Linked DNA regions of Mus musculus: all the other regions are linked to region 6. The links are chromatin loops, found by intact Hi-C in ENCODE. Cell type or tissue: heart. All regions are shown on one strand. Each heading gives the region's core, and the rest is flanking DNA. Links, peaks and the distances in the headings are about the cores only. Region 1 holds the start of 4732416N19Rik (RIKEN cDNA 4732416N19 gene). Region 2 holds the start of Etfbkmt (electron transfer flavoprotein beta subunit lysine methyltransferase). Region 3 holds the start of Amn1 (antagonist of mitotic exit network 1). Region 4 has its middle 8.9 kb from the start of Etfbkmt. Region 5 has its middle 22 kb from the start of Gm38930. Region 6 holds the start of Resf1 (retroelement silencing factor 1).

Region 1 (4,934 bases), core at 294-4,293, 1.1 Mb before region 6:
CGCTCCGCACTACAGACCGGAAGTGATCACCAGCCACCTTAAGGCGCCGGCCACACTGCAGCTCAGGTGGTTGAGAGGCCTCCGGCTTTGCGTCTTCATTTATTCCGGTCTACAACACCTAAACCTCCCTTGTCGGGCGTGGAGAACGGTTTCGATTATTCGGTCAGTGTGCTTAAGGATTCCCTAAAAGTAAGCTACGCAAGAAAGCCCGACAGTGTGTGCTCATGGCCCTTCACAGCACAGGACGGAATAGAGGGGCTTTGGAAAAAAAGTTGGCTCCGAAATGCTGGAGAGGAACCCACTCAAGCTCCCGTCCTACCCATTTGCTACCAAATTTTACAGGCACGCGTTGTGGTTTAAAAACAGTTTTAAGGAAAGCGTACTTATGACGAATGTCTACACAGAAAGCACTGTTTTCTCTAATCTTCACAATACTATTGCCAAGAAATACCACTATTTACTTGGTTAGTAGGTAAGGGTTTGAGTTTTAAGAGGGAGGTAAAGAGTAGTTAAGAGCTGTCAAAGAGAAACAGGCTGGGAGATCTTGACTACAGATTGACTGTGTGTATACTCCTTTACTGAAAAGAGACCCTCATCCTTCAAACCAAGGACAAATGCATGCACTCTGGTGGCAATTTAATCTCCAGACTTTCAAGACTACTCCAATTAATCATAAATTCCTATTTGACTTAAGGTTCGTGGATAATAAACACAGCCTCAAGCCAAGATTACCTAAATTAAATATCCAATCTAACTTGTTAATATCGTGACTTTGAGCATATTGCATTTCTTTGTATCTCTATCCCCTCATCTGTCAAATGGGCATAATAATGTGTTGATACATGTCTAAAATGCAAACTTACCTCACTTGTAATCTATCGGCAGCTCCTCCCTGTCGTCTCCATACCCAGGTCTACAGTGTATAGGCTGTAGCTTGGATAAAGGCAGGACTGTTGTTCATTTAGTTACACCTGATCCTTTGTCTCCAGGGCACGTTTCCTTTAGAGTAATAACGATCCCCCTGAGAGTTGGGTTTCACAACATAGCAAAACTAAATAATTTGACCCTGCTATTTTTAGAAAAACAATTTTAAAAGCTAACAAGCATAAAAGTTAATTTTTCCCGAAGAGTGAAACTTCTTAACCAATGAATCAATCATTTAGCTTCTCTGGTTTTCTTTAATGCTTCTCTTTCTTTGCTTCGTTTTGTTGTTTTGTCTGGTGCTTGGCATCAGATTTGGAGCCTGATACAAGTGAAGCTGTACCACTGAACTACATTGCCAGGAAGACCTGCCTGACTTTATAGGTTAATTTTCATATTATTGGTGGCATAATATATGGGAAACAGTCTGCTTTTTAGAGACTCCATCCCATTATGTTTCATTTATTGAAGAGAGGTTTAGGAGTAGGGTTAAAATGCTCAAACTATATTTTTATGACATCCTTTTAATTCTCCGTAGATTGGGGACAAGCTTTAGCTAGTTAATAACAAAAGAGAAACTAATATTACTCTCTAAGGTTCACATGTACCTCAAGTGGCTTTTGTGTCTTATTCTTTTTTTGTTGTTTGTTTTGTTTTTTCGAGACAGGGTTTCTCTGTGTACCCCTGTCTGTCCTGAAACTCACTCTGTAGACCAGGCTGGCCTCGAACTCAGAAATCCGCCTGCCTCTGCCTCCCAAGTGCTAGGATTAAAGGCGTGTGCCACCACCGCCCGGCATGTCTTATTCCTAACCCAAATCTATTCTTCTTTATATATGAACATCACCACCAGCCTCAAATTTGATTGGATCACAGTCTTCTGTGTTTGTTTCTTCTCCCTAGCTGCCAATCTCAGTGTTGTTTGTCCTGAAACTGTTGCCCAGCTTCTCAGCTGTACATAGAGCCTCTTTATCACAGGCTTCAGCTAGAGGTGACTACTAATTCTCTATTCATATTTTGTATTAACTAGTTTTTATTTGCCCAGACAGACTTTACCTATATCCCAGGCTGATCATGAACTTGGGCAGATCTTCTGCCTCAGCTTCCCAAGGGATTACAGGTGTGTGAAGTAGAAACTTATAGTTTCTTTGGAAAGTTAGTTATGTCAAATGATGTTTTGCTGGGGCACTCAGGTGAAAGGATGTCTTGCTAAAGCAGACATAGATGAAAGGATGTTTTCCTGAAGCAGACACAGGTGAAAGGATATCTTGCTATATAGCAAACATGTGGAAGGACCTGAGATGAAGGAGCATAAATGTGACCCCACAGGTGTGAGCCACCACACTTTGCTCTGAACACGTTTTCAACATTGTCATTTATGGGCTTCTGCCATTTTTTCCATGTACCTACTTGGAGCTTGAAAATCTGAGTTTTCTTATTTATATGAATATGTAGGTCCATGATATTTCAGTAGTTCCCAACTTTATTTTTAATCTTGGGAATTGTTTAGTTCCTTTCAGCTTTTTGAGATTCTCTGATAAGATATTGAAATCTTTCTGTATTTTCCTTAAACTCATCAAATTTCCTTTAAACAATGATCTCAGCAGCTCACTGGGACTTTGCCCATGCAGGTTACTGCCTGGACAGTTTCTGGTCGAGTACTTTGAGTACTAGACAAGCTCAGGGTTCCCTAAATGCTCTTGGTACAAGCTGGTATGACACATGTGCTCCCAGGGGTCAGATACTGAGCCTGTTTGTCCTGAGGGGGATGGTTTTCTCTGAGCTGGTTGTCACTTCCGTGTTTTAGCACTAGATGGCGACCAGGTTCATTCAGCTTTGCCTGTTCTCACTGTTGCTGTTTTTAGACACGAATCAACGCCCAGATTTGTTTCAATACATTTCTTGGAGTGTTGTTTAAAAGGAAATTTGAGATCTTGAAATGACCTGCCCCCAAGAAATGCTTGACTATTAGGGTTAGATGCCTCTTCCATAGTCTGTGGTTAGAGTCTGCTGGATTCTACCCTCTTCTGGGCACAGCCACCATGGATAGATTCTCTTTCATTGTGTGGTCTTTTTGCTCTGATGATGATTTTCTTTGTTGTACATAATGGTTTTTTAAATTAGTTTTGTATAATTCCATTTGTCAGTTTTTCCTGTCTTGCAGCTGTCAACATCTTGAGGGTTCCTCCATGGTTTCCCAGTGGTTTCAGAACTTCATGTCAACTTCATGCTCAATGACTTTCATCCATGTGCTGTAGGATGAGCTGCTGGTCTCAGAGGACAAGCTCCCCACTCCCCCCTGACAGTGCAAGGAGGTCTATGGGTTGACTCATAGCCACCCTGCTGAGCCCAGCGTGGGCCACAGTCGTTACCACTTTTAAAATCTGTGACCTTGGGCATGTTCCTTCACCTCACGCTGTGCCTCAGTTTTCGTTTACATAATTTTTTGAGATTATAATGTAATATGTTACTCAATGGGGATTAAGCCAATTGATGTTTATAGCAGATCATAGATATTTGTTGATTAAAAGCACAATGTGAAAGCAAGGTGTTAGGCTGACGGTATTTCAATACTAGAAGGACTTGTTGGCCATGAGAAGCCAGCACACGGTCCTTAACATGCCACACTAAATTAACCTAATTTCACTTTAGAAGATCTAATTATGAGGTGGCTGGGGAAACAGAATAAAGTTAATGAATTCCAGCTTGAGTAAAACACTTAAAAGTGTCTCATGATGCCTGTATAAGCAGAGAGAGGAAAGTAAGTCGATAATTTGACAGCTAGGAAGCCATTAACTATCAGATGGTGAAGTGGCTGTGTAAGGAATGTTAACCTCTGGAAATGTATTGTTTTTTTAAAGTTTATTTTTAGTTATTATAGGAGAGAACTCGAATGCAGTTCCCTCCACTATCACAGACTATACTGTATAGTTGAGTTTACCACATTTGGGAAAAATCTTAGGCCAGCATATCCAAGTGCAGTGGCTAAGCTTCTTGCTGGGAAAACACCTCCTGATCACAGCATCTTCATCTCTCCCTCTCCCTCCCTCCCTCTCCCTCTCCCTCTCCCTCTCCCTCTCCCTCTTCCTCTGTGGGTGTGGGTATTTATAAATGTGTGGGAGGGAGGGAAGGAGAGAGAGAAAGCACAAGCAGGCACACAGGAAACAGTGGAAACATTTAGAAAGTGGAGCCTTAAGTAAGAAATCCACCTGGTCCTTCCACCTTGCCATCATGTAAGGATCCATCATAGGTCCAAGAGATCCTGGACTGAGGCCTCCAAAACCTATAGGTCCCCTTACTTTCTCTGTTCATCTCAGGTACTTTGTCACAGGAGTGAACTGGTGACTAATAAAGTTTCCTTCCCATCATACTAGAGAGTTACAGTCACTCCTAGTTTTTCTAGTAGATTTCTTCCTGCTAGTGGACTGGGTCACTCAGGGACCACCAGAAGTAAGTGCTTTAAACCCTTTCAGCCTGCTTCAGTGACCCAATGAAGCAGAGGGTATCCCCTTGCAGAGGATACCTTGTTAACCGTCAACACTGAGTATGTGACTCCAGTATTGAGTAAAAACCCCAACTTTCTCTTTAGATATATAAGAGATAACCCAAGGCTTCTTAAAAACAAACAAACCAGGGTGAGGACAGATGCTTGGCCTTATCAGTCATCATCTTCTGTAGAAGGAGCTGATGCAAATCGTGCATACTGATGTCTCCCCATTCTGGGGATGTTGGAATTCCCCTTTCTAATGGTGCTGCTCACAAAACACTGGTTCAACCCAGCTCTTCTGGTGACTGAGGGACCTCGTGCCAGATCCTTGGGCACTCAACCTAGAGAAGTCTGTCCTTGTTCATCACCGTTGGCACTGGAGGGCGATACCCTAGAGGACCTTGCTTCCTTTCATTTTCTAGAGCAGCCACAGCTCTGTTGTTGAAACCCTTCAAAGACATCTCCTTGTCAAGGAAGGTTAGTTTCTAGATCCACACTCAGTCAGAAGCTCTGGGTATCGGAAGCATGA
Region 2 (4,934 bases), core at 401-4,400, 170 kb before region 6:
CAAGACCCTAGAATAACTGGACCTGCTGGACGGGTCAAACTGCTAATCTTGTTTTGGCAGCTGCAGGCTTAGTCTGGTCTTTTTGACAAAAAGATAGACTGAAAGCTACTCATTATGAACCAGTCAGCAGCTGGACTACGCTCCTCCATAGTCTTCCCTTTGGGCCAGACTGAGGGCTATATGATCTCCCCCACAACAACTTGTGTAATTGTAAGTGGCTTTTGTGTGCTTGTGTAACTTTTTTTCTTCTTATGTAATCGTCATCTCCGGGGCTTATTAACTGTCTGCTAATGTAGGCCTAGTCCTGGAAGCTTCTAGCCTCTCTGTACAATCTTATCTAGGCCTAGAATGTTTTCAGCCTCTGTCTTAAGGTTTCCATGGCTATAAAGAGACACCATGACCAAGGTAACTCTTATAAGGGACACCATTTAACCGGGGCTGGCTTACAGTTTAGTCATGGCAAGAAGCATGACAACAGGCAGGCAGTCATGGTGCTGGAGGAGGAACTGAGAGTTCTGACTAAAAGTTTGATAACCAGCAGAGAACTGTTTTTCAGGCAGCTAGAAGGAGAGTCTCAAAGCCCAGCCCCACAGTGACATACTTCCTTCAACAAGGTCACACCTCCTAATAGTGCCACTTCCTGAGCCAAGCATAGTCAAACCAACACAATCTCTGATACTTGCTGCTGAGTTTTCATCGCAGGAAGACGTTCCACCTTGCTGGCAGGATCAAAATTGAGTTTCTGTTTCCAGGCCCCAGGTCCCAACTCCTGTCCTTATTCAGATGTTTCATGTTTGTCTGTTAACCAGTAAAGAATGTTAAGAAGGGAAGATGCTGCTATCCTGTTATCTAAACTGAGGCACACAAGTCATAAGTGTGCTGCCTGTCTTGACTTAATTGACTACATGCTGCTTGCCCACTTCTTTATTCCTCTGTCACCCTAAATTTCAGGTCAGAGTCCAGGAGGTGACCTGGCTGCAAAGGCTGACTCAATGACCCTGAAATCAGGTGACCTGGATAAGGCCTAGTCATCAGTGTTAACCTCCTCATTTAATCCCTTGTGTCAAAATATGATTGGTCAATGCAACAGTCCTCCCATTATCAGAAAGGAGCATACCATTCATTCGAGGCAAAGGATAATACATTTGGGGCTGTTACTTGGTATAATGGTGGTGTTCTCCTTACAGGCTCTTAGAGATTTTAGTTATGAACAGCTGGGAAATCATTAAAAGGAAAGCACAGGGCCCTGGACTAAAGGTTTAGCTCTGGTAGAACTATATATCTATCATGAAAGGACAGGATGAGAGGGTAAGTTATAAGTACAGATCTATCTATCATCTATCTATCTATCTATCTGTCTGTCTGTCTGTCTGTCTGTCTAAGGCAAGGTTTCTTGGTCTAGCCTTGACTGTTCTGGAACTGGCACTATAGACCAGGCTGACTTTGAACTCACAGAGATCTACCTGCCTCTGCCTCCTGAGGGGTTAAAGGCATATGCCACCACTGCCAGTCTCCGATTTTTAAAAATTCCTCCAACCCTCCCAACCCCCCATTTTTGAGATAGGATCTCACTAGGTCTGGGACTTGCTATGTAGATCAGGTTGGCCCTTATCTTACAGAGCTTCACCTACCTATACTGGCTAAATTCTGGGATTTGAAGCACATGTCACTACATCTGGAACTTTAAATTTTTCATTTTTAATTATGTGTGTCTGGGTATGTCTTCGTACATGAGTACGAAGTACCCAAGTAGGCCAGAGATATCAGATCTCCTGGAGCTGGGATCACAGGAATTGTGAACCACCCTATATGGGTCTGAGAAGAGAACTCAGATCCTAGGCAAGCACTATACATGTTCAACCACTGAGCATTTCTCTGGCCGCTAAATACAGATTTCTAAAGTTTGTATTACATGTATGTATTCTGGTGTGTGTGTGTGTGTGTGTTGGGGGTGATAGTCAGAGGACAGTTCTTCTTTCCTTCTACCATGTAGGTCCTGAGAAACTCAGGTTGTTAGGCTTGGCAGTGGGCCTCTACTCATTGAGCCACCTAGATAGAGTCCAGGTTTTGTTTCCCTTCCCTTCCCTCCCCTCCCTTCTCCTCTCCTTCCCTCCCTTTTCCCTTTCCCTTTCCCTTTTTCCCTTTCCCTTTCCTTTTGAGACCGTGTCTCATCTATCCCAGGCTAACTTCTAACTTGCTGAGTATGACCTTGAACCATCCTCTCCTAAGTGCTAGAATTAGAGATGGATCCCAGGGTCTCATGCTATATAAACATTCATAATAACTGAGTTACATCCCCAAGCCCCAAATCAGATTTTGACCAGGCATCTGAAGAACATTTTTCAATTTGTAAATTTAGATACAGCAACATGGTTTGCCATTTTCTTAGTTTGGGATGTTTTTCTTTCTTGTACATCATAGCAGATTTTCGGTAATGAAGGTGAAATGGGTTAATTTTGAAGTCTTGAGTTGAGGGGCCAGTGGAAAATTTAGTCATTAGAAAGTTGGATATAATAGATCCTGAACCTACAGGCTGAAAACAGTCTTACGTGTGACTTTATAATTATGACACACCGCAACTGAATGTCATAAAACTTTACTTGCCACTCCAGGTTCATACTCTTAACAGTATGCTTGGCATACAGTGCTAGCAGCATAAGTCCAGCAAGAGGTTTTAGAAATCAGAATTCGCAGACATGGCTCACACGAGTTGTGCAATTGCGCTTCATTCAGGTCTATAGGGTCTGACCTGAGGAGTCGCCAGGTTAGGGCTTCGGCGTTCCCAGTTGCCTTGGGAACCGAGGGACATCCAAAACAAAACACAGTTCGAAAGAGGGCGGAGCCGGTGCGTAAGCCCTTCGGTCCGGGCGGCCCCGCGTTCCGCGTCTCATTGGTTCCAAATTTCGCCGCCTTCACGTACCCACTACGCTGTGTAGTTAGAGCCACGGGCTCAGTCTTCCTCTCCCGAAAAAGGAGACCTACCGTACTTGTTTTTTTTTTTCTCCTGCACGTGAAGGGCGAGTTCCACTTGCTGATCGAATAAAGTCAGGTAAGGCCACAAGGACTGCACTACCCTTTAAAGTAGACTCCTGTCCTTTGTTTTGGAGGAAAGTAACGTGGTCACAACATTGTTTGGAGTTTAACCTTTTTGTTTGCTTGGCACAGAGTCTCAGGTTGTAGTCTCTGGGCTGCAATGTAGCCTAGACTGTTTCGAGTTAGAGGCAGCCCTGCCTTACTTAGCTTCCCAAGTAATGAAATTAGAGAAATGCCCTGCACTGTTTGCTTGTTTACGTACTTTATCTGTGTGTGCACGTGCGCCTGTGGAGGCCAGAATGTGTCTCCAGAAGCTAAGACATTGGAATCTGTGGACCTGTAGAAGAAAAGCAGCTCTCTTAATACCCGAGCCTTCTTTCTAGGCGGTTGGTTAGTTGGTTGGTTCGGTTCGTTTATTCGTTCATCCATCCATCCGGTCTGTCTGTCTGTCTTTTTGTAAAGTAGTAGTACAGGGAGGCAGTCCTACAGTGGGCAGATAGGAAGAGGGGCCATGGATGGGTAATAAAGGTGGAAAACTTTAAAGATGGTTGGCTTTTCCTCACCCACCTGACCCAAGACCAAAAAAAAAAAAGCCTGGCAATTTAAAAAGCCTTGTAGCTTTTTCTCCTTCCCATGCTGATGGCCTGGTTCAAAAAGTTCAAAGCCAGATCAGGGCAGTTTTTCAACCATTTTCTCATTCTTCAAAGTGACTCACACTAAATTAGGGGAGGAAACCTCTTCAGAGACTTCAAAATCAAAAACAACCCGTCCCCCCAATTCTCAAGAAGGGACTATTTTCAGCTACCCTCTGCTTTGCCGAGGAGGGGCTTTTTCTCTGCGTTTGCTGCATGTGTGTGTTTCTTTACCCCAATAAAAGCATTTCTTCAACATCTGATTCTGTCTGCTTCTGTCTTCAGGTTTTGATATTTCTCCACTGCTACCTGTTGAGCTCAGAAGTTTTTAAACTCTTGGCAGAGAAAACTGAATCCAATCAAGAACCTTTAGACAGTAATGCCAGTTCAATCAGGTATTACCGAGTACACAGACAGGGCTGACTTGAATTCTTATCATTGTTTCCTTTTTCCATGGAGATCTGCCTGCCTCTGCCTCCCAAGTGCTCAGATTAAAGGCCAGGAGTTTACTATTGTGCCCAGCCTGATGTCATTCCAGTAACATAATTTGAGTACCTACCTAGATTGGCTTTATAACTTCATAACCAAACTGCCAGTGCTGGGAAGACATGGTATCCTAATACACAGTAATTCCCATATTACTCTGCTGTAAACCTTAAAGCTCATATGGTAGAGTGCTTGCCTTGAATGCATGAAGCCCTGGATCTGACCCAAGCAACAATAAACCTTGGAGGGAGGAGGAACACTACAAATTTGATGTCTGTTTGGTCTACATAGTGAATTCCATTGCAGCCTGGGCTATGGTATAAGTCTATATTTTATTTGATGGATATGCTTTGCCTGCATGTGTATAAACACACTGTGTGTGGTGTGTGTGTGTGTCTGCTGCCTGAAAAAAGCCAGAGGAGGGCACCAGATCCCCTGGAACTGAAGTTATGATTGTGAGCTGCGTGTGGATGCTAGGAACCGAACCTGGGTCCACTGCAAGAGCATCAGGTGCTCTTTAACTGCTGAGCCATTTCTTTACATGCAAGGCTATCCTAAGACCAAAACAAACAAAAAGATATACCTTATTTCATTTCATGAACATTGTTATAAAAATAGTATGCCTGTATATTTGTGATTATGAATTACTGAAAGGATTTCACAGGAAAAAAAAAAGTGGGCCTGGAGAGATGGCTCAGCGGTTAGGAGCACTCACTGCTCTTCCAGAGGTCCTGAGTTCAATTCCCAGCAACCACATGGTGACTCACAACCATCTGTAATAGG
Region 3 (4,934 bases), core at 357-4,356, 120 kb before region 6:
ATGGGCTGGGCCCTCTCCCTTGATTACTAATTGAGAAAATGCCTTATAGCTGGATCTCATAGAGGCAATTCCTCAACTGAGGAACTTTATTTGTGGTAACTCCAGCTTGTGTTAAGTTGACACACAAAACCAGCCAATATACCAGAATAGGTAGAGTCTTCTTTAGCCTCTTTTAAAGCAATGTAACCAACATGTTTTAGGGCTTCAAATTCTGGCCATCTGAGAAACTCATACCTGTGTCAAGCAACCACAAATTCTGTTTACAAACACACACACATTCTTTCTTCCCTTGTGCTTGCATACACATCCCCACACAAACATATAATAAAGGTATTGAAGGGTATTGAGAAGGGAGGTGTCAGTTTCCTAAAACAGCATTCCGGTAATAGTTACTTCTCAGTACCTACTGTCCTTTTCATTCAACAATCTCTTGTGAAAACCTTAAAAGCATTTCAGTATTCTCACCCTTTGTAATGGCTATAAGCTTCACATTGGACATCTCATTTAGTTATTTCCCTTTAGAAAAGCATCCATATTGTTCTGTGGTATGGTAACAATATTGTCAAATTGCTTTCTGGTAAGTCAGCTTTAAGTTCTATCTACACAAACAATTGTGGCATACTTGCAATCCCAGAACTCTATGGGTACAAGCAAGAAGGATCTTGAAGTTCAGGGACATCCTTTGCCACACAATGAATTTCTAGCCTGTTATGCTACATGAGACCCTGTCCTCAAAAAGCCAAAGCCAAAGCTGGTGCTGATAACTCAAGTCTATAATCTCAGCATTTGGAAGGCTGGGGCAGAAGACTCAAGAGTTCAAGGTTAGCCTGACATTGTGGGTCTGAGGCCAGCCTGTGCTACATAAGATTCTGTCTCAAAACAAAAGGGTTGGGGATATAACTGAGTTGGCATTATGCTTGCCTCGGGCTCAGGAGGCTGAGGTAAACTGGGAATAATATAGTGTGTGTCTGTAATCTCAACATTCAGGAAATGAATGAAGAAGGATCAGAAGTTTAAAGTTATCCTTGGCTACACACACAATGTGTTCTAGGCCAGCATAGGCTACATGAGACTGTCTCAAGGAAAAATAAATAGCAACAAAACAATACAGAAGAAAAAGCTGGAACTTAGGCAAGAAATAACATTTGTTTATGTACTGTTAAGTCAACAACGGAACCAATGTAGTCTTTGTAGTTTCCAATTGTTAAACCATTCCTGCTTTTCTGTTAATAGTTTTTCTTTCTAAAAATAGAAATAACAAGTAATACTAAAGCCTGCCTCTAACTCACTATATGGCTGAAGAGCCTTGAACTTCAACTTGAATTCTCAAGAAGTGTTTGGATTAAGGGCTTTACATATGTTAAGCTGATTCTTACAAAGACTCCTTGAGACAGGTACTAATACGCGATTTGCTTGGGTATGCGTGTGTATTACAACATTACCCCGTTAGCTTCGAATTTGTGGCAATCCTGTTTCAGTTTCCGGATAGCTGGGATTATAGGCGTGAACTGCCACGCCCTACTGTTATCCGAATTTTAGAAAGCTCTCCTGTACAATCGGGAGAGATTGTTACTGTTCATGGTCCCAAAGCTAGCGAGTCACGCCGGTATTAGTGGAGGTTTGTTGGTCCAGCCTGGCTCCAGGTTTCTTTTGTTCTGCCTTCACCCTCAACGCCCACCTGAGACAGGCCATCGGGTGGAGCCGCCAGCCCCACGGTGCACCACAGTCCTCAGAGACCAGACACAAAGCCGGGACAAGGACTAGGAGCCAGCAGGACGTGAGGGAAGGGACTGGGAGCTGGGGCGGACTCACAGTTCCAGGAGCTGACTGACTACTCCGGACAAAGGCATCGCGGAAGCCCTCTTAAGCCTGGACGGCAGTTGCGGCCCTCCACAACCAACTTCCGGTCGCGCAGGACTGGTAAACCTAAATGACGTCACAGAGTTGGACCTGGGGCGTGGCCACATTAGGAGCGGAAGAGGAAGTTCAGCGCTCTCTCTGGGCAGAACTGAGGGCTGCTCAGAACTAACTGGCACAAAATGTAGAGGCATCCAAAGCGGGAGCAAAGCCCCCTGGGACTTGTAGTTCTTCCTGCCCGCTATTGCCAGTTACTGCTTCTCCTGCCCAAGAGTCGCCAGAAGTCGCTGTCCAGGCAAAGGCTAATGGCAGGTCACTGCTTTTGCTGGTGCGATGCCAGGTCCCATGAAGCAAACCAAGTCTCTAGTCAGATACAGACACCGACTTCAAACACGGGGTTTACAGGACTGCAGTAGTCATCTCCACAGAGTGCGCCTGAAGCAAGAGCTGAACCATGCAGTCCTGGGTCATTCCAGGAATGGGACATATTAAGGCCTGTTCCGTTTAACATGACTAGCTATTTTGATTTTAGTCTCCATATTGCTCATAAGGTGAAATTAAGTACAGGTTCTCAGATTGTGCTTCCTAGAAGTAATTATTCGTAGCTGACATAACGTTCTCCATAATACTCATGCTCTGTTAGCTCAATACTCTGGAAACCCCTAACTACCACCTTACCCATCTCACTTAGTACCAGTCAGCTTAGAGGGCAGCTCATAATACTGATAAGACTAAGCGACTCTGATCGAACCCTGAGATGGCTCCAGGAGAGGGTATTAGGCCTCAAGGGAGAATTTCTCGCTCCCGACCCCAGGACGATTTCGCAGAAATGACTGACAAAACACTTCTCAGAAAAATCATACAACGTCCTGGCTGAAGGCCACCTGGGCCCTCTGGGGAACGAAGTTACTCTCCCAGGATGATCTGATATTGGCCCAGCCAATCAGCCAAAAGGTCAGCCTAACAACTTATCACCAAGGGCTTAGGTGTTGTTACTGTAATAGGCTTAAAAATGTATAAAAGGTGCTTGTATGTAGGGTCGCCTCCGGTCTCTTGGTCTCTTGCCTGAGAGACCGCTGAAGGTCGATCCCAGCGGACCAGAAAAATAAACCTCTTGCTTTTGCATGGATCTGAGAGTCTCATTTCACTTCGGATGGGGGGGCGGGGGTGTGTGTCTCCCGGCAGGTAATGATACTCTGGGGCTTTACAATGTCTTCTGCACTTGGTTTTCCTATAACCAGTCTGCCCTAGGTAGCACAGTCTGGTTCCCAAGTCCTTTCTATGTCCCTAATCGATAAGCCTGAATTAAGTAGTCAATAAACTTTCATCATATCTGAGATTAGTGTCCAAGTGGTCAGCGTGTGGCTATTCATGGACCCCAACAGGTCATATTCATTATAATCCTTCTAAATTGAAATTCTTTGGCCTGTTTTTCAGATCAGAATGTTAAGGTCTGAGAATTTGGGAATAATTCACTATGAAAACCAAGTTCCAGGCAACACAATTTATTCATAAAACTAGTATATCAGGGAAACAGCTGGGTTCAGAATTCAAACTGTCAGTGGGACAGGGCAGGGCAGGGCAGGACAGGGAAGGACAAGACAGAGCAACCTTTTAAAACAAAACCAAGCCGGGCAGTGGTGGTGCATGCCTTTAATCCCAGCACTTGGAAGGCAGAGACAGGTGGATTTCTGAGTTTGAGGCCAGACTGATCTACAGAGTGAATTCCAAGATAGCCAAGGCTACACAGAAAAACCCTGTTTCCAAAACAAAACAAAACAAAACAAAAAACAAAAAAACAAAAAACCCAAAAACAATAGTAACAAAACCAAAACACAAATTAGGTGAAATAGGGACATGAATAGAGGCAACTAACTGAGTACACGTATACATTGTATCTTTCCAACTGGATTCATACCTGGCACCTTAAGAAGTGGGTTATTATCCATCAAGTACCTCAGATGGCTTCCTGATAACTTGGCTTGGATAGAGACCAGCCAATCAAAGTTTCTTTAGCAACTTCTGGGTTTCAGACATGGCATGTATGGGTGATAACCAACAAAGCATAAGTTGAGATATATATTTCAAGTTCATGTAGGACACCTGGGGCCAGAAGCAGTTTCTGGAAATTCAGTCATTTCTTAGAATCTAGTTTAGTACAAAATGGAGACGATATACAAGGTGGAGTCCCTGTAGCAAGGAGGCCCTCAGCAAGAGCACTCCATACCAATACATAAACTTGGTAAGAATGCCACTGTGGAGAAGACTGGGCCTTCAAAAAGGATCATGAAGGGACCTGGCTCCCCTAGGTAAGACTGACTTTCTTTCTCTCTTCTTTCTTTCTTTCTTTCTTTCTTTCTTTCTTTCTTTCTTTCTTTCTTCCTTCCTTCCTTCCTTCCTTCCTTCCTTCCTTCTGAAAGACTCTGAAAGGAGCCCCTCGCTCAGGCCTCAGGACAATAGCGGACACCCAAGAACTCACGATAGACCAAGCTTGATGTAAACCACATGATGCTTTATTGGGGAGGGGGGGTGAGCCAGAGCTCTGGGGACAACTCATATCCCACAAAGGGGTAGAGGAGTCGACCTCGAGGGGAAAGAGGTCCCAGTTTTTATAGGCCCTCAGGGGGGAAAGGAGAAAGGGGAGAGTAGGGGATTTCCAGATCTAAACAATGTCTATTCTCAAGAAATGGATATGGGAGGGGTACGAGGAAAGAGTCTGGTGCAGGTGTAGCAACTCAGGATTGGCCGGGCTGTGGTTGCTGGGGAGATTTTCTGACTCTTTCTCAGCAACCAATATCACAAACACCTGGCAATGGGCTTCATCAGTGGGCACACACATGTGTTCAAGGAACAGTCAAAACATTGGCAGACACACGGGTTCAAGGAGTGGCCAGAGCACTGTGCACCTCTATTTTTCTAAATCAGTGAAGCTAGTTCTGCTAACACTGACATCTATCTTGCCAATTTCAGGGCTTCTGTGACCTTTTACATTCTGTCAGGATCTTTCACTTCCTTCCTTCCTTCCTTCCTTCCTTCCTTCCTTCCTTCCTTCCTTCCTTCCTCCCTTTCTTTCTTTC
Region 4 (4,934 bases), core at 540-4,539, 180 kb before region 6:
ACGCCTTTAATCCCAGCACTCGGGAGGCAGAGGAAGGCGGATTTCTGAGTTCGAGGCTAGCCTGGTCTACAGAGTGAGCTCCAGGACAGCCAGGGCTACACAGAGAAACCCTGTCTCAAAAAACCAAAGAAAAAAGAAAACAATACTATGGACCCAGTTCTTCCTAGTTTTGCATGGGTTCTGGGGACTAACCAAAGTTAGGTTGCCAAGTTTCCCAACAAGCAGTTACCAATGAGCCATCACTCTGGTCCCACACTAGAAATTTCTAACCTTTCTGGTTTCAGTGATTGAATAAAAATGAGAGTGGTGTAGCCTGGCCATGCCAAGATGTACCCTTGAGAAATGACACCAAACAATAAATCTAGTATAAGAGGCTTATTGGGGGAAGAGAGATGAGGAAGGGATAGAGGCAGGCACACAAGCAGAGAAAGAGAGAGAGGGAGAGAGAGAGAGGGAGGGAGGGAGGGAGGGAGGGAGGGAGGGAGGGAGAGAGAGGGAGAGAGAGAGAGAGAGAGAGAGAGAGAGAGAGAGAGAGAGAGAGAGAGAGAGAGGCTGGAACCACCTTTTATCTGCAGAACATGTCTGGGGCAGCAGGCAGCAGCAGATGATGACTGATGCTAGGTCCCTGAGAGCAGGCAGCTAGATCACCTGTATACACTCAGAAAGAGTAAATGAATCTGCAGGTTTAGGAAGACCGTAAGTTTGATCATTCTCCAGTGAAATAAATCAATTATATTGTGAAAATAAGTGGAAGGCTCCTGAGAAGACTAGGTTGACTTCATAACAGGCTTCAGACTGGCAGTTCAGGAGACTAGGTCTAAATCTTTAAGAACGGGGTAAGTCCAGGCCTCAGAAGCTGCCCTGACACCTGGCGGGAGGCAAGGACAATGGATCAGTGTAGCTTTCCAGTGGCCATGGAGAACTGGGTTTACCTGAAAGGGGGGCTGGAAAAGGATGGAGTTCGAGAGAAGGAAGAAACCAAAACAAGGTTCTGATCAAGGCTCAAAGTTTAACTCTGCAGCTCCAGTTTAGAAAGGGAAAAACCACAAAACCCATCCTTTGTTTCAGCTGGATTATGTTGCAAAGCAGGCTCAGCGGGCAGTCTATTCTTCTAAATTCCTATAGGAAATTGCAGGTGCAGCAAGTCAGAAGACTCCATCTGGGTCGTTAAGCCCATTGTGGCAAGCACTCCAGGGCTGTTTACCCTGCTCTGGGCTGGGGGAAGGGCACAGGTCAGCAGCAGTTTCTAGACTTCCTCACAACAGTTTCTAGATTTCCCCAGCAAAGGTTCTGGAACATCCCTAGAGATAAAGCCCGCTGTAGAGGTCACCTACCCATCCCAGGAATTCCCCTAATGTGCTTTAAATCCGGCCTTCGAGCTCACTTCGGGGTCTCCAACTTGAAATGGGGGACCCCAGCATGCTGGACTTCTGCAGAATAAAACAATCTTTGCTTTTATATAATATTTGAGTCCTGGTATCATTCTTCTGAGGAATGCTGAGTGTAGGTTTCTATTTATTTGATAAGAATCCAGTGGGGTGGGGATGGGGGCGCTGGAGAGATGGCTCAGCAGTTAAGAGATTGCTCTTCTGAAGGTCCTGAGTTCAAGTCCCAGCAACCACATGGTGGCTCACAACCATCTGTAATGAGATCTGGTGCCCTCTTCTGAAAGTGTCTGAGGACAGCTACAGTGTACTTACATATAATAAGTAAAAGAAAAAAGAAAAAAAAAAAAAGAATCCAGTGTGGGTTGGACTCAGGCTGCCATCTTAGGACATTGCTAACAGTACTGCCATTTGGAGGCCTGTTTTGTGACCTAACAATCACGAATTTGATTTTGAGATAAATTTAAAGTTTTTATTTTGAGATGGGATTTTGCTGTGTTGCCAGCCTAGATTTCACATCTCCATCCTTGAGCCTCAATCCTTCTGTTGCTAGGGGTCTGCTTTTCTTTTTCGGGAGGGAGGGTGTCATTGTGTTTGTTTTTGTTTTTGTTTTGTAGAGGGTAAACCAAAGGGGGAAGGGTGGAAACTGCAGTTTAGGGGACAATTGTAATAATTCAGGTGAAGCAGTGCTTACCAGAGGGAGAGGGAAAGAAGAATGTGTTTTGGATGATACCAAATTGTTCTTAAACATTAGGGCTTATCTATCAGTCACAAGTATTTTTGCCATATCTACAACTAAAGAAACATGACAGCATGTAGTAATATTATCGGTGAGAATCGTTCTTTATACACAACACACTATTTCTGTTTTGGTTTGGTTTGGTTTTTGTTCTTAATCTTTTTAGGTAGGAATTAGTGATCATTAAATTACATTACCACTGGGTGGCACCACAGCATCGGTTAGCTAAAGACTGGGCTGGGCTTAATTCTCTCTGCAACAATGGTTTTCAGGTTTGAGCCTCTGCAGTTCAAGTGCAAAGTACAGACAAGGAATCAAATACAGGAAATTCACAGATGCCCTCAAAGCTGGTGTTAGAGACTTGTCATTAAGGCAATTTGTTGGAGAGAGAAGTTGGAAGAATGAAGCTCTAGAAAATCAAACTTCTTGGGGGAGTTGGGGTGGGGTTTATTGTTGGATTGCACATGCAATCACAGTTCCTTGGATACAACTTAATTTATCCATTGCTTACATCTGAACTCTGATTTGTAAAACTGAACTGTGGAGAGATGGCTCAGCAGTTAAGAGCACTGACTGCTCTTTCAGAGATGGTGGTTCACAACCGTCCATAATGGGTATCTGATGCCACCTTCTGGTGTGTCTGAAGACAGCTACTGTGTACTCATTTAAATAAAAATAAATCTTAAAAAAAAACTGAGTGATTTATTAAAAATACAGTTACAGAGGCAGGTGGATTTCTGAGTTCGAGGCCAGCCTGGTCTACAAAGTGAGTTCCAGGACAGCCAGGACTATACAGAGAAACCCTGTCTTGAAAACCCCCTAAAAAAGAAAGAAAGAAAGAAAGAAAGAAAGAAAGAAAGGAAGGAAGGAAGGAAGGAAGAAAGAAAGAAAGAAAGAGAAAGAAAGAAATATAGTTACAAAGCTATTCATTGTAAAATTATAGTATTTATCAAATGGTTGATTTATAAGCAATTTTACCGATGTGAGGATAGGGCAAAAGCCCCAGCTCTCACAATCCCAACAGGAAGGCTCCACATCTCATTCAAATATAACAAATAAAGGAAACAATAGGGTGAAAAGCAGAGACTTATCAATGTGTCTACATTGGGAATGAAGGAAAAAATTAAAACAAGCTAGTGTCATAGTTTATGTTATAGAATTAATGTGCTTTCCCAGTAAGAAATTATTCCACATATTAGAAGTTAATAAGGAAAAGATACAACTGGTTTTAACTAATGCACAAAAAGGAACCAGTCTTAAACAGAAATTGTTATCAGTTTATACATTCTACATATGCTGGCATCCTTAAATCTCTTTCTGGACCCAGCCCTTCGTTACAGTTTGAACAATTTAAACAGATTCAAGAGACTGAAAGTCTGGCTACTTGAGCAGAAGAGAGATTTACACAGCAAAGATACTGTCAGAACTATTTAAATACCTCAGTTTTCTTTTCAAATAGATGTTACCCAGGTTCATCTTGCATACCTGGCAGAATTTGCTTTTCCTAGTAAGAGCACAGACTAGGTCTTCATGATGTCTGTGACTCCCTGCCCCAGTCCCGCCCCAGGTCCATTATAGGCATGTTCTTTGATATAGGAGTGAGCCTAATTGTCAGTTGTAAATCAGGGTTGTCGGTTTTTTTTGGTTTTTTTTTTTGTTTTGTTTTTTTTTTTTGTTTTTTTTTTTTTGTCTTGGGGAGAGACCGTAATTGGAGGTCAGTCTTGGCAAACAAACATTAGCAGGAATGTTTCCTCAGCAACCCTAAACTTCAATTATGCTTTGAAGTTTTCTTTCTTACAGTTTCTAACAAGTTTGGAGGCAAGGCTCCTTCAGCTAAATTCTACTTTGTTAATATTTCCTAAGCAAGTTGATTAATAAACCTTTTACAGCACAGCTCTATTATTTCAATTTTTCCTGCAGCAAATAAGTTTGCCTAGAGAATATTAAGTAACACAAAGTAGTATTTAGCTAAAGTTGCATTGTTCAGTAAAAACCTCAGGCTGTGAGGAATCTGTGAAGAATTGCCTAACCCCAGCCTGACCTTTCTGCAAAGCTAACTCACCCTGTTCCCAGTAAAAGCACAAAAACAGCGGCAACTTTATATATATATTTGTCCCTCAGCCCTTCTAAATTTACTCAAGCGTCATCCCTCAGAAAGGTTGTGTTCACTTGCTGTTTTTATCAAGCATTGCCGACCAGGACTGCTTGCTCATTAGGCCTATTTCCATTTCAAAAGGAGCATGTTTTTGCTTGGCCGTTCAGAGATGACCTGGCTAATAGCCTCTTATCAAGAAAAGCATAACTCTGCCAGAGAGGCAGAATGACCCAGGTTAACTGCAGCCCCAAAGTGCAGTTCTGGCCTGGACTGTTTCAAGATAACTATGACAATTACCCATTTGTCCAAATGACCAAAATTTGCAGGTTTGTCTCTGTAAAATATCATGGGAGACATGAGAGCCAGTCCTAACCTGATGGCACTGTGTTTCTGCCCAGAAATGAACTTCTCTATCCCAGTCATTAGAGTGCCCAGATCTGCGTAATAATTTACACAGGTCCCCAGGATAACTAAAGGAACTTAATGTGGAACCAGACATCCAATCCTTAAGGGCCACTGACCTTTTTCTCTGGAATGCCTGGGAGTTCCTGCAGGGGAGATAAGAATAGGATAATGGGCCCTGAGGTATTAACAGCTGCCTTTGCTTCTGTAAAACCTGTTTATTGCTGTGGGAAAGGAATGAAATGGTCTTTTTATTACTGTATAGTGGGAAAGTAAGAAACAACTGAGGGCAGTAAAACAATTCTCCTGCCCA
Region 5 (4,934 bases), core at 558-4,557, 66 kb after region 6:
GTCTCATTTGTCAATTCTTGATCTTAGAGCTTAAGCTATTGGTGTTCTGTCCAGGAAATTTTCCCCTATGCCCATGTGTTCAAGGCTCTTCCCCACTTTCTCTTCTATTAGTTTCAGTGTATCTGGTTTTATGTGGAGGTCCTTGATCCACTTGAACTTGAGCTTTGTACAGGGAGATAAGAATGGATCGATTTGCATTCTTCTACATGCTAACTGCCAGTTGAGCCAGCACCATTTATTGAAAATGCTTTTTTCCACTGAATGGTTTTAGCTCCTTTGTCAAAAATCAAGTGTCCATAGGTGTGTGGGTTCATTTCTGGATCTTCAATTCTATTCCATTGATCTACCTGTCACCGTACCAATACCATGCAGTTTTTTTGTTTGTTTGTTTTTGTTTGGTTTCTTGCTTTTTGTTGTTGTTGTTGTTTTTAAGACAGGGTTTCTCTGTGCAGCTCTGGCTGTCCTGGAACTCAGGCTGTAGACCAGGCTGGCCTCGAACTCAGAAATCCGCCTGCCTCTGCCTCCCAAGTGCTGGGATTAAAGGCGTGCGCCACCATGCCCAGTGCATGCCTCAATCTTGAAGCTATTGTGGATAGTTATGTAGCTCATATCCCTGGTCCTCTGCAATTAGATCTTGATCTTTGTCTTAGGACCATCAACTGTACCATCACCTATGACAGCTTTAATAAAAGCAACCAAGTGATTTAGAATGTAAGGGCCAAAGGTCAGAATAAGGAACAAAATGATCAGAAGTCCTAACAATGCAGAAATCAAAGTAGTAAACCAGGGGGAGCTGTTAAACTAAGACTCAAACCAGCTCTGTCTCTCTTCTCTCTTCTGGCTGGCTAACCCTTCTCTCACCTTGGCCATTGAATCTTTATCCCTGGAATGGTCTCCAGTATGTGCTTCCAGATGTTTCACACCCTCAGGTAGTGAAGAAATTGTTGGCCCCCTAACACTGATGGGCCTGATACTGGCTTCTCCCATCTTGGGGATACACATATATGGGGGTTTCTCACAGGACACTTCAATTTTGGGTGTCTGCACCCTAAGCCCCACCCTCCGTGGCCACTTCTGAGGCGCAGTTTAGATTTACAAGTCCCTCGTCCCCCACATTCAGGCAATCCTTCTCCCTGTGCCTCCAGGGCAGCAACACCCCTGAAGTCAAGGCCTACCACTAAATCAGGGATCAAAGTCAGGGTCCAGCCACCAGATACAATGTGGGTAGTGGACCAAGCCACATCACCAGTGGCTGGGAGCACCTGCCAAGTCACCCTGGTAGGGTTGTTGGGGCTGCTGAGACTCAGTGCCAGAAGACACACCATAGCCGTCTCATAGTTTCTCTGGCCTTGCAGAAGGGTGTTGCTTGGGTGTCTGCTGCTATCTAGTTGGTGTCAGGCGCAGGTGCTGATCTGATTGAACCCAGGCAGTTACTCCATCCACTTTAACGGAGGTGGGGTGGTCAGCAACACCAGGGATTGTTTGCTTCTGAGTGTTCAGCACAGTCTCTTAACATACACCCAATCTCCACCTTGGAACTCTTGTGGAACCTCTGGGGTACCTGCATCATACAGGGCACTAAGTTTAGGCCACAGTTCCAGATGGCTGATCTGGGAAGCTTGCAATCAAACCATAAGATCCTTGTCAGCCTGAAAAGTCACTCTGGTGGGGATCAAGAGCCAGGGTCAAGGGAGTGGGTGTCCCATGCAGGATCTCAACAGGGGTCAGGTTAAAATGGTAGGGGGTGTTCAGGGCCAAGGGGAGGGGCACCAACCAGTCAAAGCCAGTCTCCAAGGTCAACTTAGCCAAGGTCTCTTGTAGGGGTTCTGTTTATTTTCTCTATCTGCTTTGAGCTCTGGGGACAGTACACACAATGGGGATTCCTATTAGTCCCCAATATCTCTGCCAATCCCTGACTTACCTTAAGAGACAAAAGCAGAACCATCGATTGTCCAATCTAATTACCTTGGGCACTCTGAACCTCTGGAAAATTTTCTTCTAATATCTTCTTAGCTACCACGGTAGCTGTTTCCTGCTTGGTGGGGAATGTTTCAACCCATCCAGGGAAAACTACACCTGATGGGTGTTCCCAGACTGGTATAGGTTTCTTTACAATGAGGGTCATCAGATCATACAATTGATGCATGATACATCTTTGTAATCTAGTCTTAAGACATGGCAGTTATGTAAATCTCAAGAAATGTAATTTCTTGGGTCTATTTTTATGACTAGTTACACATTACAATAAATAAGCTAAGCTACATGAGACTCCTTGCTAATTGCCAAACTACCAGTACAGAATGACCACAAATTCTTCACAAGAAATTTCCATAAAGCTTAGTTTCAATAGTCCCCAACAACTTATTATGTGTGTTAAGATGAACTAGAGGAGAAAATCCTGAAGGTTTTAAACAGTGATAAGCAAGCAAAAATATTAATTACTCTAATAGATTTGTATAGACTGTAAACCTACAGATTTTTAAAACCTTAGCTGTGTCATGTAATGTTTTCTTGGAAGTTGTCTTGTGAGAAGGTCATATGATGTTTTTCTGGAAGCTGTCTTGAGAAAGGTCATGTGATATTTTGCTGAAAACAGATACTTGAGAGGGTGGTGGGTGGTGGTGATATTCAGAAAGAATATAAGTAGAACCCTGAAGATAGTGAAAGGAAAAGCATCATGTACCCTCCCCCAAGACAGCGTCCAGAAAAACATCATGTGACACCACTGAGTTTTTTTTTTTTTTTAATGAAACCAGAAACTTTCACTTCAATTCTGTGCTTTGTAAATGTGTATAATTGTTTAAATTTTTCAGATAACAAAGATTGGGCCTGACAGGATCTTTTTACTTCTGCTTTCCATCGGCTCAGTATGTGGTTAGGAGTAGGGATCTACATGTCACTTCTTGCCTAGTGTTATGGTTGAAGTGACCTCTCAGTTGTGGGACACTGCTGCCATCAGGTGGTGATAGTCACTTAATGACTTCTGATGTGAAGAAACAAATCCTTTATCAGATTCCAGAGACTACCAGTCAGAGGTGTGCACAAAAAACATGAAGGCTCAGCATGGTGGCACACACCTTTAACCCCAGTGCTTAAGAGTTCAGAGGCAAGTAGATTTCTGAGTTCAAGGCCAGCCTGGTCTACATAGTGAGTTCCAGGACAGCCAGGACTACATAGTGAGACTCTGCCACAAACAAACAAAAAGAAAGAAAAAAATATGGAGAAGCAAAATACAATACCAGAATTTCTACTTCCTTTCATTTTTATAAAAAAAAGGTCAAGTAATTGTACTAATATTGAATATATCAGTTGTGTTCAGAATTCTTCATCCTGAATGAATTCTAAGTTTCCGCTCAGTATCACCTTCTCAGGGAAACGTTGAAGCCTCATGCTGTTATCAAGCTTAGAGGCCACAGCCTGTACCCCAAACCAGGTTCAGTTATCGGTCCTCAGTGGGCCAATTAAATGAGTCAAATTAATAGCGGAAGTCAGTAAGAGAAGATTTATTAAATATGGCCATATTGGAAAGATAGACGAGACTCTGTAATTCTATGTCTTAGGGTAACTATTGGTGTGCTAAAAACACAATGATCAAAGCAACTTGGAGAGGAAAGGGTTTATTTGACTTACGCTTCTATATAACTGTTCATCATTGAAGGAAGTCAGGACAAGAACTCAATCAGGGCAGGAACTTGGAGGCAGGAGCTGATGCAGCAGCCATGGAGTCATGCTGCTTACTGGTTTGCTTTCCCTAGCTTGCTCAGCCTGCTTTTTTTGGTTTGTTTGTTATAGAACTGGACCCTCCAACATTGTCTTAGTTAGGGTTTTACTGCTGTGAACAGACACCATGACCATGGCAAGTCTTATAAAAAGCAACATTTAATTGGAGCTGCTTACAGGTTCAGAGGTTCAGTCCATTATTATCATGGAGCATGGCAGCATCCAGGCAGGCATGGCACAGGCAGAGCTGAGAGTTCTATGTCTTCATCCAAAGGCTGCTAGTGGAAGACTGACTTCCAGGCAACTAGGGTGAAGATCTCATACCCACACCGAGAATGACACACCCATTCCAACCAGGTCACACCCATTCCAACAAGGCCACACCTCCAGATGGTGCCACTCCCTGGTCCAAGGATATACAAACCATCACAAACATCAATCACTAGTTAGGAAAATGTTCTACACACTTGCCAGAAACTTGAGCTTATGGAAGCATTTCCTCAGTTGAGGCTCCTTCCTCTCCCATGACTCTGCATTGTGTCAGGTTGACTTAAAACTAACCAGCACACCCCCTAAATCTTTGGGGTCCTGAAATGAGATTAAAGTTAAAATAATGAACCAGGGATATACAAATCAAGGTATGGTTCTGTCTACTTCAAATATAATAATGTGGCCTCATCTCATGCCTACAAATAATTCTCCCCAGAAATAGCATTGCTCTCCACACGTAGGGGACAGTTTTATATTTCTGGAATCCTATTCTGGTTAAGGTGGAGGGAATGGGCAGATTTGCATGAACAACTTTGTCATTTGGTAGGTAGGATTTGGGGATACTAAAAAATAATAGAGCAGTTTCACAGTACAAAACTGTTCCCCAGTCTAAGTAGTTATTCTAGTGCCCTTTTCATATTTGTGAAAATTAAAGATCTGGCTTTAATCATAACTTTTTGCTGAGTGTTAATAAAATATTTTCATAGTTTTACTAAATGTTGAATTCTGGAAATCTAACCATTGTGAATACATAGGAAAAAATAACTCATGGTTCAGGATTGTGCTTAGTTCACATTAATCTGGAAAGTCATTATTCTGGGCAAGGGTAGTAGTGATTATTTATAATATACACCAATGTTATTAGCCCTCAAGAGGGTGAGACTGGAGATAAGAGATTTTGAGGACAGCCTGGGTTTCAAAAATGCCCAAACTAGAAACAGCAG
Region 6 (4,934 bases), core at 465-4,464:
TTCCTCCTTGCAGTTTGACAAACATTATCAGTTTGAAGGATAACATTCCTTAACCCCTTTACCCAATTATGTAACACCAAGACTTCAAAGCCCCAGCTTTTTGATTTTCATAGCTGGACCTTGGTGGTCAGCCTCAGGATAAGTCAGACACAAGAAAGTCAATAAGGAAGTCTATCGGGGGAGTCTACTGATTTAGCAAAAAGAGAAATGGAAAGGGGCATGACTCATGCTATGTTTGGGCCTGTCAGAACCCTTCAGCATTTTCTAATTTTTTTTTTCCCCGTTTCTTTGGTTGAGATAGGGTCTCTTTGTTTAACCCTATGTAGGCCAAGATGGACTCATTCACTCACAGAGATCTATCTGCCTGTTTCTCCTTCCCAGATTCTGGGATTAAAGGTGTATGCCACTAAACCCAGCAGAGGGTGCGTTTTTCTTTCAAGTACTTTGTAGAACATTTTGCCATTTCATTTGCAGATTGATAATGAGGTCATCAACAGCTTATCTTTGTTGAAGCCTGCCCCCACTAGCTGTAGCCCTTTTTTTTCCATGCCTATCAGCGATTTCATATTGTTGCTAATAATATTCCTGCCAGTCATTAACACAAAAAAATAACTTGACTCAGAGAAAGGTCATGCTGAGCACACATCCTGTTATGTTTGTTAATCTTAAGAAATTCCACAAAACTTTAGGTAGGACCTGTTAAATCAAAGGTCAATATGGATTGTCATGTCTAAAATGGCTTGTCAGAGATGATCACCAAGCAGTGCACCTTCGTGCACCTGAGTTTGAGCTCACTGTGGTTTTTGTGGCTGACATTGAAGAATGCTACTAATAATCCAAAAAGTTATGATTATAATACTCATGTTATCTCAAATTTCACCCGTTTGTAAGACCCCCACCCTCGGTCAGTGATACTTACTTCAAGACAACTCCAACACTGAGACAGATAGATGCAAAAAGCAAGAGGTTTATTTTCTGGTGCGATGGGATCGACCTTCAATTAGTCTCTCAAGGAGAGTGACTAGAAGGTGACTCTGAACAGCTACTGCAGTTTTTATACTTTTTAAGGGCACAGGTTACATCAGAAAGGTTACAGTTCAAACTTATTGGCTAACCATATTGACCTTTAAATCTATTGGCTAGAAAGCATGGGTAGATCATGACGTGCATTTGAACTCTATCTGGGACTTTCCAGAGGGTCAGGTGACTATCAGTCAGTACATTCTGTGGTTTTTCTGAGAATTGTTTACTCAAGAAAGTTCCTGTGGGTGGAGAATGGAATTTGACTTGGTCTTGACCTCAGGTGGGAGGGAGAAGCAGAAGTGGGGAGAGGGAGTGTAAGACTGGCAAAAGCCCTTAGGGTCCTTCATGTTCACCACCCATGTACCACCCTCTGTAGAAATCATAGTTTTAGGGGTCAAAATGAACCGACCAAGTCTACAGCTGCCAAAACAAGATTAGCAGTTCTCAGAAAAATAACAGTTCTCGGAAAAAGTCTCCTGCCCCACCTCGCACTAAATTCCGAGAAAAAACACAAACTGACCTTCTTGCCAGAATTCCCTGAAACATTAGTAGCTGACCAATGAGTTTTAAAATATACTGCTGCTTTGCTGACCCATCATAATATGGCTGTCCAACCCTCCACAAAATGTATAAAGGAACTATGCTTTCTGAGCTCTGGGGTTGACCCTCCCTGCGACGTGTCAGAACAATAAACCTCTTGCCATTGCAGCGATCTGTTGTCAAGTTGTGTTTTTGGGCTTGCGCACCCAGGGTAAAGCCTCGGAGGTCTTACACCTCCATTCCTTACCTAGGACCAATCAGCTTAAAAGTTAGCTGATAATACTTTGCCTAGTAAGCCTACTGCTTCCCTTCTTGCCCATTAAATGTTTTGTTATTTTCCCTATAAAAAGCCTACCCTGAGAGCAGACTAGGAATATAATTATGTTTCTGAGTTCTTTTTGCAGTCCTGAAGGTTTATTAATAGGGTAAGTGTTCAGTAAGTTGCTTAACTGGATCACTGTTCATATACTTTTGTTAGTATATGAACATGAATCTCTGAAGAATGATATCCCAGACTCAAATACTATGCAACAGCAAACAGCATTTATTGAACAAATTCCTGCACTCAGGAGCCCAATTCCATCAGGCCAATTCACTCTTTTCAGTTTGTGTGGCGATTCCTGAACCCCAACAATATATTTCCACTGGCCCTTGACGTTTCACTCCAGAAGCCCTTGTAGAAATATAGTTTTAGCAGTCAAAATGACCAGACCAAGTCTAAAGCTGCGAAAACAAGATTAGCAGTTCTCGGAGAAATAACTATAACAAATAATAACAGTTCTCCTGTCCCGCCTCGCACTAAATTCCAAGAAAAACCACAAATTGCTCTGACCTTGCTGCCAGAATTCCCCCGCGACATTGGTAGCTGACCAATGAGTTTAAAAATATTCTGCTGATTTGCTGACCCATCATAATATGATTGTAAGGCCTGGGGGTCTTACACCCTCAGGTGATTCTCATATAAATTCTAGGTGCAAGGCTGAGCTTTTTTCTCCCCTCAGACTGTAGAAGGCACACCTGCCCGGCACTAGGACCGCGGCCCTGGTGCAAGCGCTCGGGGGCGGAGTGGGGACCCAGCTGGACCCGCCCCAACGAAGGCTGCCACCAAACCTCTGCGCGCTCTGCGCTTGGCAGAGGCCTCGTCCCTTGCTATTGGCGTGTAAGCACCCGCCGGGCGGCAGGTCTGCTTCGGATCGGGCTTTTGTTCGGCCCCCTGGGCTCGGGGCTGGGTTTTCGCCACCTCTGTCCCGGCGGAGGGGCGCCGCCCGGGTCCTCGCTGTACCGCGGGGTCGCTGCGCGCCGGGCGGGCGCGGTCTGAGGTTGTTGGCCCGAGAAGCAGGCGGGCTTGTTGCAGCTAAGCGTCCCTTCCGGTTTCGGAAGGAGAAGCAGAGCTTTGTTTTGTTTTTCGGTTTCTTTCTGTCTCGGTCTTCCGCTCCTTGGCCCCCCTGCGACCCAGCGGAATTGCCTTGCGCTCCGCCTTCGAGCGCCCAGGCCTGTGTGAGCGCCGCGGCCCGCAGCATCTTGGAATCTGTTTGCATTTGTGGTACTTAAGAGTGCCTTCCTAGAAAAATGGAAAAACAGGTAAAGTGGGTGAGCTGGCTTGCATTTCAGTAGGCCAACTACAGAACTTGCGTGGGGATTTAAATTGTCTGCTGGGTGTGTTACAGTTAAGGGGAATCTTAAGTTTGTTTCTTGTTACCATTCAGATATACTAAGGTCTTAGTTATTGCTCCACTCAGCCCCCATCAGGTTCTCTTTTATCAGTCCACTAAAATTACTAAAGAAGTATTTTTGCTTTGGTATTAAAGGGCAGTAGTGGACTTGGAGAAGCCCGCTTGAATTCTAGTGGCAGGGAATATTTTGAGAGTAGCCTAATTCAGTAGTTTTGTTTTTAGCACAATTGAAATAAATTCAGTAAACTTAGTATGGTCTCAATGACACTGTAAGGGAAATGTACTAGACCTTAACTCTTGCTTTCTTGTTTCTTGATTTTCATAGAATTAGAGGCGTGAATACCTTGTGGAAGAGATTAAAAGGTAAAATTGTATTTACAGGTAAGTTTGCCTTTTATAAAGCCTATCCTGGTTCTACTGGATGACTATTTGCATTGTACCGTGGACTAACTTATTTTAGAATAAAGAGTATCATTGAATCAACACTAGTTAAACCTACAGAACTTGCCTAGCATGTGCTTGCCTTCAATTTTTGCATTTGGGAGACCAAGTCAGACAGATCTTTGAGTTAAAGGCTAGCCTAATCTACATACCAAATTTCAGTTTAGCTAGGACTGCATAGTGAAAGACTCAAAAAACTATCACCAAACAAAACTGTCACAGATCCAATGGGACACAGTAGATTTGATGGCAAAGCTTAAGAAATAATGTTGTTGGTATGGTACTTAACAATTTTATTTTTTGCCTTCATGAGATAGAGGAGAGATGATTTTTGCATTTTTTGTTTTGTTTTGAATTTTGGCAGTGTTCGAGATAGAACTCAGCCAGATTGCTACCCTGGAAAAGATTATGGTAGCTGGTGAATTAAAGTTACCTAGGCAGAGGCTAGCTCTTATTTTTGGTGGGAATGTAGTACCAGGGACTGTTTCTTATTTATTTTTAACTTGTTTTAATTTATGTGCGTAAGTGTTTTGCCCACATGTAAGTGTAGTTTTGTGTGCTTGGTGTGTAGAGCTCAGAAGAAGGCCTGGATCCTCTAGAACTGGAGTTACAGGCAGTTATAGCCACATGTTAGTGCTGGGACCACTTTTAGGGCCACAACTATTGAGTCATGTCTTTAAGCACTTATACTTAGTGATCTCTAGGGTTCCAGTCCATGACCATAAAACCTGTTAGAAAGCCTTTTCTGCCTACGAGGGCTATGGTTCCTACAGTGTAAGGAACAAGATAAAGAAATGATACCATGGATGAATGTAGCCATGGAAACCAAGCCTAGAGTGTGTGCATGAGTATGATAAAGTTGAAGTAAGGTGAACTTCCAATGGAGTAATGTGTGAATGCTTTAATTATTATTGGTTAAGTGTAGCTTAAATACTCCTGTCTGGCCACCGCAACTCACTCTAGGTTTGGTTTCCATGGTTACATTCATCCATTGTATTGTTTCCTTATCTTGTTCCTTACATACAGTTATGTTACTTGGATTCAGGTCTTGCTTGACCCCTCCAACTTGGGTCTACCACTTACTGTAAAATCTCAGAAGAATTTTACTTTCCTGCTTAGCTTCTCATCTGTAAATGGGATAACAGTAGTACCTACATTATGGAACTGTGGTAAGTTACAAGGGGGAAGCAGAGACAGGCAAATCTCTTAGTTCCAGGCCAGCCTAGTCTACATATTGTGACCCTGTCTAAAAAATCA

Evidence for each region. Peaks named below come from ENCODE experiments on the same cell type or tissue, not always from the same donor. Only the 100,000 strongest peaks of a DNase experiment are listed, where the experiment ranks them.
Region 1: a loop joins it to region 6, with 8 times the contacts of the local background. A loop is called at or near these places in 2 of 42 quality-filtered maps.
Region 2: it touches region 6 in a loop (2.7-fold over the local background); 8 of 42 quality-filtered maps call a loop at or near these places.
Region 3: a loop joins it to region 6, with 4 times the contacts of the local background. A loop is called at or near these places in 19 of 42 quality-filtered maps.
Region 4: it touches region 6 in a loop (5-fold over the local background); 9 of 42 quality-filtered maps call a loop at or near these places.
Region 5: it touches region 6 in a loop (2.2-fold over the local background); 3 of 42 quality-filtered maps call a loop at or near these places.

What each region holds. Positions count from the first base shown.
Region 1 is chr6:148,212,269-148,217,202 of GRCm38, forward strand. It overlaps 4732416N19Rik (RIKEN cDNA 4732416N19 gene), which reads left to right and starts at 20. Exons shown (of 2, transcript NR_015615.1): 1 at 20-162. Ergic2 (ERGIC and golgi 2) reads right to left here and starts at 106. Exons shown (of 14, transcript NM_026168.4): 1 at 1-106. In heart, for the core only: a CTCF peak has its summit at 2,722 (motif pointing right); no DNase peak of the experiment used is centred there; H3K4me3 peaks cover 744 bases; H3K27ac peaks cover 661 bases.
Region 2 is chr6:149,138,656-149,143,589 of GRCm38, forward strand. It overlaps Etfbkmt (electron transfer flavoprotein beta subunit lysine methyltransferase), which reads left to right and starts at 2,858. Exons shown (of 5, transcript NM_001252095.1): 1 at 2,858-3,049; 2 at 3,951-4,060. In heart, for the core only: no CTCF peak of the experiment used is centred there; a DNase peak (open chromatin) is centred at 2,876; H3K4me3 peaks cover 1,682 bases; H3K27ac peaks cover 1,669 bases.
Region 3 is chr6:149,186,794-149,191,727 of GRCm38, forward strand. It overlaps Amn1 (antagonist of mitotic exit network 1), which reads right to left and starts at 1,919. Exons shown (of 7, transcript NM_001113424.1): 1 at 1,813-1,919. The coding sequence starts at 1,850. In heart, for the core only: a CTCF peak has its summit at 2,010; a DNase peak (open chromatin) is centred at 1,978; H3K4me3 peaks cover 2,001 bases; H3K27ac peaks cover 1,815 bases.
Region 4 is chr6:149,130,145-149,135,078 of GRCm38, forward strand. No RefSeq gene overlaps it. Among named protein-coding and RNA genes, the nearest start is that of Etfbkmt, 8.9 kb to the right of the region's middle. In heart, for the core only: a CTCF peak has its summit at 2,328 (motif pointing right); no DNase peak of the experiment used is centred there; H3K27ac peaks cover 1,114 bases.
Region 5 is chr6:149,372,414-149,377,347 of GRCm38, forward strand. No RefSeq gene overlaps it. Among named protein-coding and RNA genes, the nearest start is that of Gm38930, 22 kb to the left of the region's middle. In heart, for the core only: a CTCF peak has its summit at 2,958 (motif pointing left); a DNase peak (open chromatin) is centred at 2,988.
Region 6 is chr6:149,306,761-149,311,694 of GRCm38, forward strand. Resf1 (retroelement silencing factor 1) reads left to right here and starts at 2,654. Exons shown (of 5, transcript NM_026054.3): 1 at 2,654-3,144; 2 at 3,562-3,617. In heart, for the core only: a CTCF peak has its summit at 2,712; a DNase peak (open chromatin) is centred at 2,741; H3K4me3 peaks cover 2,531 bases; H3K27ac peaks cover 2,094 bases.